Linked DNA regions of Homo sapiens: region 1 is linked to region 2. A link is a loop called in an ENCODE intact Hi-C map of the cell type or tissue named here. Cell type or tissue: Calu3. All regions are shown on one strand. Region 1 overlaps ACER3 (alkaline ceramidase 3). Region 2 overlaps ACER3 (alkaline ceramidase 3).

Region 1 (5,000 bases), 52 kb after region 2:
GTATTCAGAAAATAAAAGGCAAGCCACAGACTTGGAGAAACTACTTGCAAAATATATATCCAACAAAGTACCTACATGTAAAATATAGAAAGAATTCTTAAAACTGAATAATAAGAAGGCAAACAATAATGTATCAAAGAAGATGTATGGGTAGTAAATAACTACGTGAAAGATGCTCAAAAACATTAGTCATTAGGGAAATGCAAATTAAAACCACAATGAGATACCACTACATACCTACTAAAACAGCTAAAATGAAAAAGACTGACTTCAAACCAAGTGCTGATGAAGATGTGGAACATCTGGAACACTTATACATGCCTGGTGGGAATGTAAAATGGTACAGTCACTTAGGAAAACAGTGTAGCAGTATCTTGAAAAATTAAATATTCACCTGCCATACAATACAGCCATTCTTCTCCTAGCTATTTACCCAAGAAAAATTAAAACATATGTCTATATAAAGTGTTATTTGTGAATGTTCATAGCTGCTTTATTTGTAACAGTCAAAAACTGGAAACCCGCATTTGGACAGAGAAACAAATTGTGCTGTGACCATACAATGGAGTACCTACTCAACAATAAAGGGAAATGAAGTATTGATAACATAGTAACATAGATGAATCTCAAAGAATTATGTCAAATGAAAGAAGCTATACAATCAGGGGTATATATGGTATGATTCCATTTATATAGCATTCTAAAAAATGCAAATTGAGCTTTTGGAGGTGGTGGATATCTTGATTGTGGTGGTGGTTTCATGGGTATGTACAGATGTACTGATCAGATAGACAATTTAAATATATTTAATAGTTTAAATGTAAGTCAGTTATACCTCATTGAAGCTATAAAACATAGGTAAGCTGATACTATTTTCAGTACCTCACCAAGCTTCAATTTTCTCATCAGTGAAGTAAAAATAATAATACCTGCCTCACAGGGATTTTTTTAACATTTTGTGTGTGGTATGTGTGTGCATGCGCACCCATCCACAATACCTCCGTATCACTCCTTATCAGGCCTTATTTTTCTTCAAAGCAATTATAATTATGTATTTAATTGTTTACCTCCCCCAACTATACTGTAAATTCTTTGAGAACAAAAACTTTACCTATTGACCACTACCTTCCCAAATGCTTACAACAATGCCTGGTACACAGTAAGTACTCCATATGTATTAAGTGATTTAATGAATGAATGTGTGTGTGTGTATGTGTAACTACATTGCCTTACATGGAGCATATGACTCAACCTACATTGATAGCTAATCCACTATCACCCTGCCTTTTCCATGGGACCAAAAAAGTTATCAGGTACTTTCCCAATACATTTATTAAAGTCTGGTGGCTTATTTCTCAGCACCTTTTATTGGCTACATATAGTAGGCAAATTATTAGAAAATTTGATAGGTCTGCTTTTACTATAAACAAAAACTGTTCCTTCTCATGAAAGTGATGTCTTCTAGCCAGGCATGGTAGCACATGTCTATTTTCCCAGCTATTTGGGAGACTGAGATGGGAGGATACCCTTGAGCACAGGAATTCGAGGCTGGAATGTACAATGATCACATCTGTGAATAGCCACTGCACTCCAGCCTGGGCAACATAGTGAGATCCCAGCCCTTATAAAAAAGGAAGAAAGTGATGGCTTCAATTTCTGATCGTGACATGACTTGAGAAAATTTTATTTTGCTTTTCTGTTTTCCCCCCCACAGGGTTTATCCATGGCTTAGAGGACTGGGTTATACATCATTGGGTATATTTTTATTGGGATTTTTATTTTGGAATATAGATAACATATTTTGTGAGTCACTGAGGTAAGATATATTTTCATTCCTTCAGAAATATTTTTGGAAGCATTTTATTAAGTAGAGAATTTTATAAACATATAGAAATAGTAGTGCCCTGAAATGAATTTTTACTATTGTTGACATTTAAAAGATATATACAGTATAATAAAGTTAGACTATTAGAATACCTGTTTAAATTACCTAAAATTTTGGACCTGAGACTATTTCATAACCTCTGTAGGGTTTGGGTTTTGTGTGTGTGGGCATCAAAGAACTATATAGTTAATCAAATGTTGACTATTCCTTTGAAACATGCCTGATCTGTTTCATTGAATAAAGAAGACTGATTTGTAATAAGCATATGAAATATATGTATATAAATATACACTTTCATATGCTTAATGTTATTTTCTAAAAAAGCAAGTGTTCCTTTTACCATCTTGTCAGCAATCATATATTGACAGGAGTTTGAATCTTAGACTTAGGTCTCTGGATTCTAGTCTGTCATTAAGACACTGTCTTTCTGGCCCTCTTTTCCATGAAATGAGCATGCTGAACAGGTTAAACAGGTGGGTCATTCCAACTCTAAATCCTGTGAACTAACAATTTTGCATAAACAGAGAAGAGAGGAGGGTACTGAACAGTACTACAGGAAGGCAATCAACAAAATTCAGACTGTGAGAAATCTACAGAATGAATGACCTGGTCTCTTCGACAAATAAATTGCAGAGGCACAGCCAGGCGTGGTGACTCATGCCTGTAATCTTAGCACTCTGGGAGGCCGAGGGGGCGGATCACTTGAGGTCAGGAGTTCAAGACCAGCCAGGCCAACATGGTGAAACCCTGTCTTTACTAAAAATACAAAAATTAGCTGGGCCTGGTGACGTGTGCCTGTAATCCCAGCTACTTGGGAGGCTGAGGCAGGAGAATCGCTTGAACTGGGGAGGCGGAGGTTGCAGTGAGCCGAGATCGTGCTACTGTACTCCAGCCTGGGCGACAGAGCAAGACTCCGTCTCAGGGAAAAAAAAAAAAAAAAAAATTTGCAGAGGCAGGAAAAAAGAGGGAAGAGGAACCTATAGATTAAGAGCCTTAGATATATCCAACCAGATACAATGTGTTGGCCTTTTTTGGATTCTGATTCAAACAAACCAACTATTTAAAAAAATAAAGTATGAGAAATTTGGAACTTCAATCAGTAACCGAATCTTTTATGATATTAAGGGAGTATTATTATTATCTTTAGGTGTGAAAATGTGGTTATGTTTTAGGGAGGTTTTCATATTTTAGAAATACATACTAAATATTTATAAATAAAATGACATAGTATCTGGGATTTGCTTCAAAAAGATATGAGAGAGAGAAGTGGCTGAGGGTTTAGATGACACAGATTGACCATAAATTATCATTGTTGAATACTGTTCCTCAGAATGTACTTTGGATAACAATGTGGCAGACTACAGGAAACTTAAGGCAATTAAATAACTGCTGTTTTGAGAATGATATTTCAAAATGCTCTAAGACTATCAGCGTTAGTCGCTAAATATTTTAAAAATTTAACGTGATTTTCTCCCTCTCTCCACACAGGAACTTTCGAAAGAAGGTACCACCTATCATAGGTATTACCACACAATTTCATGCATGGTGGCATATTTTAACTGGCCTTGGTTCCTATCTTCACATCCTTTTCAGGTAGGAAATAGAGACTTTTTTAGCCTCGTACTAGAGTTTGTTGTTTTTTTTTTTCTTTACTCTTTAAATAGGATGTAAATATTTTTAAAACACTAGAAAATTCACAAACATGAAAATTAAATAGTACACTCTTGAACAACCGCTGGGTCAAAGAAGAAGTCAAAAAATTAGAAAATACCTTGAGACAAGTGAAAACAAAAATACAACATACCAAACTTATGACATGCAGCAAAAGCAATACTAAGAGAAGTTCACAGAAATTAATGTCACATTTAAAAGGAAGAGAGATCTCAATGAAACTTTACACCTCAAAGAACAAGGAAAAGAACAAATTAAGCCCAAATTTGGCAGAAGGAAAGAAATAACATGGAGCAGAAATAAACAAAATAGAAAAATTTTTAAAAATCTGTGAAACTAAGAGTTGGGGTACTGAAAGATCACCAGAATTGACAAACCTTAGCAAGACTAACAAAAAAAGAGAGAGAAGACTCAAATACATAAAATCAGAAATAAAAGAAGAGACATTACAATGCTGCCACAGAGATAAGAAGAATCCCACAATTATATGCCAACCAATTGGATGACTTAAAAGAAATGGACAATATCCTAGAAACAGAACCTACCAAGAGTGAGTTGTGAAGAAATAGAACAGACCTCTAACTAGGTCAAAACATTCATAAAAGAAATTAAGCAAAACGCAAACAAATGAAAAGACATCCTGTATTCATGGATTAAAAGACAAAGCTGTTAAAATGTTCATACTACCCAAAGCCATCCACAGATCCAATGCAATCTCATTTAGAATTCCAAAGGCATTTTTTTACAGAAATAGAAAAAATAATTCCAACATTCATATGCAACCACAAAAGGCCACAGGTAGCCAGATCAATCTTGAAAAAGAGCAGACATGAAACATCACACTTCTTGATTTCAAAATAAACAAGCATGCATAACTTTTTCTTTTGTTTGTACTTTTCAGGTATTGTGTTTTTTACAAGTAGAAAGTTTGTGGCAGTCCTGCATTAAGCAAGTTTATAGGTGACATTTTTCCAGCAGCATGTGCTCACTTCATGTTTCTGTGTCTTATTTTTGTAATTCTGACAATATTTCAAACTTTATTATTATTATTATATCTGTTATGGTGATCTGTGATCAGTGATCTTTTTTTTTTTTTTTTTTTTTTGGGAGACAGAGTCTCCCCCAAGCTGGAGTGCAGTGGCACTATCTTGGCTCACTGCAACCTCCATCTCCTGGGTTCAAGTGATTCTCCTGCCTCAGCCTCCCAAGTAGCCAGGATCACAGGCAATGCGCCACCCTGCCTGGCTAATTTTTGTGCTTTTAGTAGAGACAGGCTTTCACCATGTTGGTCATACTGGTCCCAAACTCCTGACCTCAAGTGATCATCCCACCTCAGCCTCCCAAAGTGCTGGGATTACAGTTGTGAGCCAAGGTGCCTGGCCTGTGATCAGTGATCTTTGATGTTACTATTGTAATTGTTTTGAGGCACCACAAACCATGCACA
Region 2 (5,000 bases):
AACTAGAATGAGCTCTGTGGTGACAAACTGAAATTGGAGTTAACAGTGCAGACTCCTATGTTCAATACATACATATATAATAGACATAAATATAGATGTGAAAATATGTGATATGCATATGTATGTATTTTGTGTATATGTATACATACTTAAATATTTTAATACACATATATATACATACATTCTCAAGCTCTGTCCATGAGAGGATCTGGGAATGGGGAACTTCAAAGCCAAAGAATATACCTAGCATCCAGATCTTGTTTTCTAAAAATCATTCTTCTTTAAAAGGAACCAGGGCTGATTCCAAGGGCTGGGGCAGAAAAAAAAAAAAGGACAATATCAGCCTAGATCATCTTTTTATGCCAGAAAAAATGGAAAGGCTCAAAAAATTATGGGAATATGTCAAAAGGACACTGAAGCCAACTTGAAGAGGTTCCTGCTGGCCAAATATGGGGCAATTTGAGCATCAAAATAAATGGTAATGGGTTATAATAGTTATAATGTAACCCGATGAGTAATATGGGAAATCTGAGTCCATACTAGATAATAAATGATGTATTAAATGAAATAATACATGAGTATAAATAAATGAATAAAGAAAAAGTTTGATGTTAAAGAGTATATTTACATAGTTTCAAAGTACCTTTCCACAAAATACTTAAAAAGGGGAGAAAGAATACCTTTACAGTGGAGAAGCCAAGTGGGAAACACCTTAATCAAGCAACCTAATCATCACTAATGGGACAAATCAAAATTATATGTGTTAATGGAAAAACTAAACCCTGTCAAATATCTTTATTTTATTATTTTTAATTTTTATTATTATTATTTTTTGAGATGGAGTTTCACCCTTGTCACTTAGGCTGGCATGCAGTGGTGTAATCTTGGCTCACGGCAACCTCTGCCTCCCAGGTTCAAGTGATTCTCCTGCCTCAGCCTCCCGAGTAGCTGGGGTTACAGGCGTGCACCACCATGCCCAGCTAATTTTTTTTTTTTTTTTTTGAGATGGAGTCTCACTCTGTCGCCCAGAGTGACACTGGAATGTAGTGTGATCTCGGCTCACTGCAACCTCTGCCTCCCAGGTTCAAGCGATTCTCCTGCCTCAGCCTCCTGAGTAGCTGGGGTTATAAGCACCCGCCACCATGCCTCGCTAATTTTTGTATTTTTAGTAGAGACGGGGTTTCACCACATTGGCCAGGCTGGTCTTGAACTCTTGACCTCAGATGATCCACCCACCTGGCCTCCCAAAGTGCTGGGAATACAGGCGTGAGCCACTGTGCCTGGCCTGTCAAGTATTTTTTAAAGGTTTATTCTGAGCCAATATTAGTGACCATGGCATGGTGTGATACTGGTGGGCTGGGGGAAGTCCCCAAACAGCAGTGGACCTCTATCCTAGCCAATGTCTAGGCTCTTGGCACCATCACAAGAATGAATTCAAGGACAAGTCGAAAAATAATGAAAGTAAAGAAATTTATTGCAAAGAGTAAAAGTACACACTCAAGGGAGTGCAGGTGTACTTGAGAGAGTGTCATGCAGTGGGGTTTGGGGCTGCTACCTTTATGTGTTTCTCTAACCAAGGAATGGAATATTCATGAAAATTCCTGGAAAAAGGTAGAGATTTATCAGAACTGTGGTGCCACCCAATAGGTGTTCCTGGAACTGTCATAGTGAGGGAGAAGAAAAGGAAAAATTAGTTAGGTAAACGGTTAAGGCTGGTCCTTGGAAAAGCTGCCTGCCTGAAAAATCACAGCTACAGGCAAGATAGAGCAGCTTGGAGAAAAACTCAGACTGTAGAAGCTGCCTGCCTGAAAAATCGCAGCTACAGTGCACCTGCACAGATAAGCCACAGATAAGCAGGCAAGGCAGGAAAAGTCCAGCATAGAAGCCTTTTGCTCTTTGTATGATTAGCGAGCTCCCAGGAAGTTTCCTCCCCTTTTCAGACATGTACACAGTGGGCCCCATGGAAACTTGCAGAGGGAGGAGGGGGGCTTACTTTAAACAAAACCACAATTATACAAACAAAAAGTTTCACTTTATGCTTACCTAGAGACATACCCACAACTACATAAAGGGAAGTTATGCATAGATAAGTTTCTCAAACACTTACAGACATGAGAGCAGTTTCTTGTGAAAGCTTTTCAATTCAGCTTTTCTTCTTTTGCTTATTAAACTTTTCCTCCAACCTCATTCTTTGGGTCCACACTCCTTAATTTTCTTGAGACCACAAGCTCGGATAACACATTAGACAACGAGACCAGTGACCCTGACCTATTTCAATGGTGCTGCTGGGTTTGTGGTTTAGTATGTTAATGAGCATATAATGAGGTCCTAGGTGAAACCTCGGTCAAATCCAGTGACATGCTGGATCCAATCGGTCTTAGCCAGCTTGGTCCACACCCTGTTTTTCAGGATCTTACCAGCCCAAAGACTCTAAGTCATGTGAAATTGCTGCCTGGAATTTCTTCTCCACCCTGTATTATTCCTATCTCAGGACAATAGAGTCTCAAGAGGTCCTTTGATTTCCTTGTCATGTGATGCTATACCAAAGTCAGGTTGAAAAGTAAGCCACATTATGCTGCGTTAAGAAAAGAAACCTGGTCAAGTAGCCAAGATGGCCAAATAGGAACAGCTCCAGTCTACAACTCTCGGCGTTAGCGACACAGAAGACGGGTGACTTCTGCATTTCCAACTGAGGTACCGGGTTCATCTCACTGGGGAGTGCCGGACATTGGGTGCAGGTCAGTGGGTGCAGTGCATGTGCGTGAGCCAAAGCAGGGCGAGGCATCGCCTCACCCAGGAAGTGCAAGGGGTCAGGGAATTCCCTTTCCTAGTCAAAGAAAGGGGTGACCGATGGCACCTGGAAAATCAGGTCACTCCCACCCTAATACTGCACTTTCCCAATGGGCTTAACAAACCGCACACCAGGAGATTATATCCCGCACCTGGCTCGGAGGGTCCTACGCCCACGGAGCCTCTCTCACTGCTAGCACAGCAGTCTGAGATCAAATTGCAAGGCAGCAGTGAGGCTGGGGGAGGGGCGCCTGCCATTGCCGAGGCTTGAGTAGGTAAACAAAGCGGCCGGGAAGCTCGAACTGGATGAAGCCCACCACAGCTCAAGGAGGCCTGCCTGCCTCTATAGGCTCCACCTCTGGGGGCAGGGAACAGACAAACAAAAGGCAGCAGTAACCTCTGCAGACTTAAATGTCCCTGTCTGACAGCTTTGAAGAGAGTAGTGGTTCTCCCAGCATGAAGCTTGAGATCTGAGAACGGGCAGACTGCCTCCTCAAGTGGGTCCCTGACCCCCGAGTAGCCTAACTGGGAGGCACCCCCCAGTAGGGGTGGACTGACACCTCACACGGCTGGGTACTCTTCTGAGACAAAACTTCCAGAGGAATGATGAGGCAGCAGCATTTGCGGTTCACCAATATCCTCTGTTCTGCAGCCACCACTGCTGATACCCAGGCAAACAGGGTCTGAAGTGGACCTCCAGCAAACTCCAACAGACCTGCAGCTGAGGGTCCTGACTGTTAGAAGGACAACTAACAAACAGAAAGGACATCCACACCAAAAACCCATCTGTACGTCACCATCATCAAAGACCAAAGGTAGATAAAACCATGAAGATGGGAAAAAACAGAGCAGAAAAACTGGAAACTAAAAATCAGAGCGCCTGTCCTCCTCCAAAGGAATGCAGCTCCTCACCAGCAATGGAACAAAGCTGGACGGAGAATGACTTTGACAAGTTGAGAGAAGAAGGCTTCAGAAGATTAAACTACTCCAAGCTAAAGGAGGAAGTTCGAACCAATGGCAAAGAAGTTAAAAACCTTGAAAAAAAATAAGATGAATGGCTAACTAGAATAACCAATGCAGAGAGGTCCTTAAAGGACCTGATGGAGCTGAAAACCACGGCACGAGAACTACGTGACGAATGCACAAGCCTCAGTAGCTGATGCGATCAACTGGAAGAAAGGCTATCAGTGATGGAAGACGAAATGAATGAAATGAAGCCAGAAGAGAAGTTTAGAGAAAAAAGAATAAAAAGAAACGAACAAAGCCTCCAAGAAATATGGGACTGTGAAAAGACCAAATCTACGTCTGATTGTTGTACCTGAAAGTGACAGGGAGAATGGAACCAAGTTGGAAAACACTCTGCAGGATATTATCCAGGAGAACTTCCCCAATCTAGCAAGGCAGGCCAACATTCAAATTCAGGAAATACAAAGAATGCCACAAAGATACTCCTCGAGAGGAGCAACTCCAAGACACATAACTCTCAGATTCACGAAAGCTGAAATGAAGGAAAAAATGTTAAGGGCAGCCAGACAGAAAGGTAGGGTTACCCACAAAGGGAAGCCCATCAGACTAACAGCTGATCTCTCAGCAGAAACTCTACAAGCCAGAAGAGAGTGGGGGCCAATATTCAACATTCTTAAAGGAAAGAATTTTCAACACAGAATTTCATATCCAGCCAAACTAAGCTTCATAAGTGAAGGAGAAATAAAATCCTTTACAGACAAGCAAATGCTGAGAGATTTTGTCACCACCAGCCCTGCCCTAAAAGAGCTCCTGAAGGAAGCACTAAACATGGAAAGGAACAACCGGTACCAGCCACTGCAAAAACATGCCAAATTGTAAAGACCATCAAGGCTAGGAAGAAACTACATCAACTAACGAGCAAAATAACCAGCTAACATCATAATGACAGGATCAAATTCACACATAACAATATTAACCTTAAATGTAAATGGGCTAAATGCTCCAATTAAAAGACACAGGCTGGCAAATTGGATAAAGAGTCAAGACCCATCAGTGTGCTGTATTCAGGAGATCCATCTCATGTGCAGAGACACACATAGGCTCAAAATAAAGGGATGGAGGGAGATCTACCAAGCAAATGGAAAACAAAAAAAGGCAGGGGTTGCAATCCTAGTCTCTGATTAAACAGACTTTAAACCAACAAAGATCAAAAGAGACAAAGAAGGCCATTACATAATGGTAAA

What was found. A loop is a pair of places that touch in the nucleus more often than their neighbours do. Peaks named below come from ENCODE experiments on the same cell type or tissue, not always from the same donor. Only the 100,000 strongest peaks of a DNase experiment are listed, where the experiment ranks them.
Region 1: it touches region 2 in a loop (3-fold over the local background); 2 of 110 quality-filtered maps call a loop at or near these places.

Annotation. Positions count from the first base shown.
Region 1 is chr11:77,013,302-77,018,301 of GRCh38, forward strand. It overlaps ACER3 (alkaline ceramidase 3), which reads left to right. Exons shown (of 11, transcript NM_018367.7): 8 at 1,715-1,816; 9 at 3,374-3,478. The region is part of intron 1 of ACER3-AS1 (ACER antisense RNA 1); the gene reads right to left. Among named protein-coding and RNA genes, the nearest start is that of B3GNT6, 19 kb to the right of the region's middle. In Calu3, no CTCF peak of the experiment used is centred here; a DNase peak (open chromatin) is centred at 2,560.
Region 2 is chr11:76,961,233-76,966,232 of GRCh38, forward strand. The region is part of intron 3 of ACER3 (alkaline ceramidase 3); the gene reads left to right. All of the region lies in intron 1 of ACER3-AS1 (ACER antisense RNA 1), which reads right to left. Among named protein-coding and RNA genes, the nearest start is that of B3GNT6, 71 kb to the right of the region's middle. RefSeq lists a silencer at 1,889-1,948 and an enhancer at 2,170-3,369. In Calu3, no CTCF peak of the experiment used is centred here; DNase peaks (open chromatin) are centred at 1,919 and 2,349.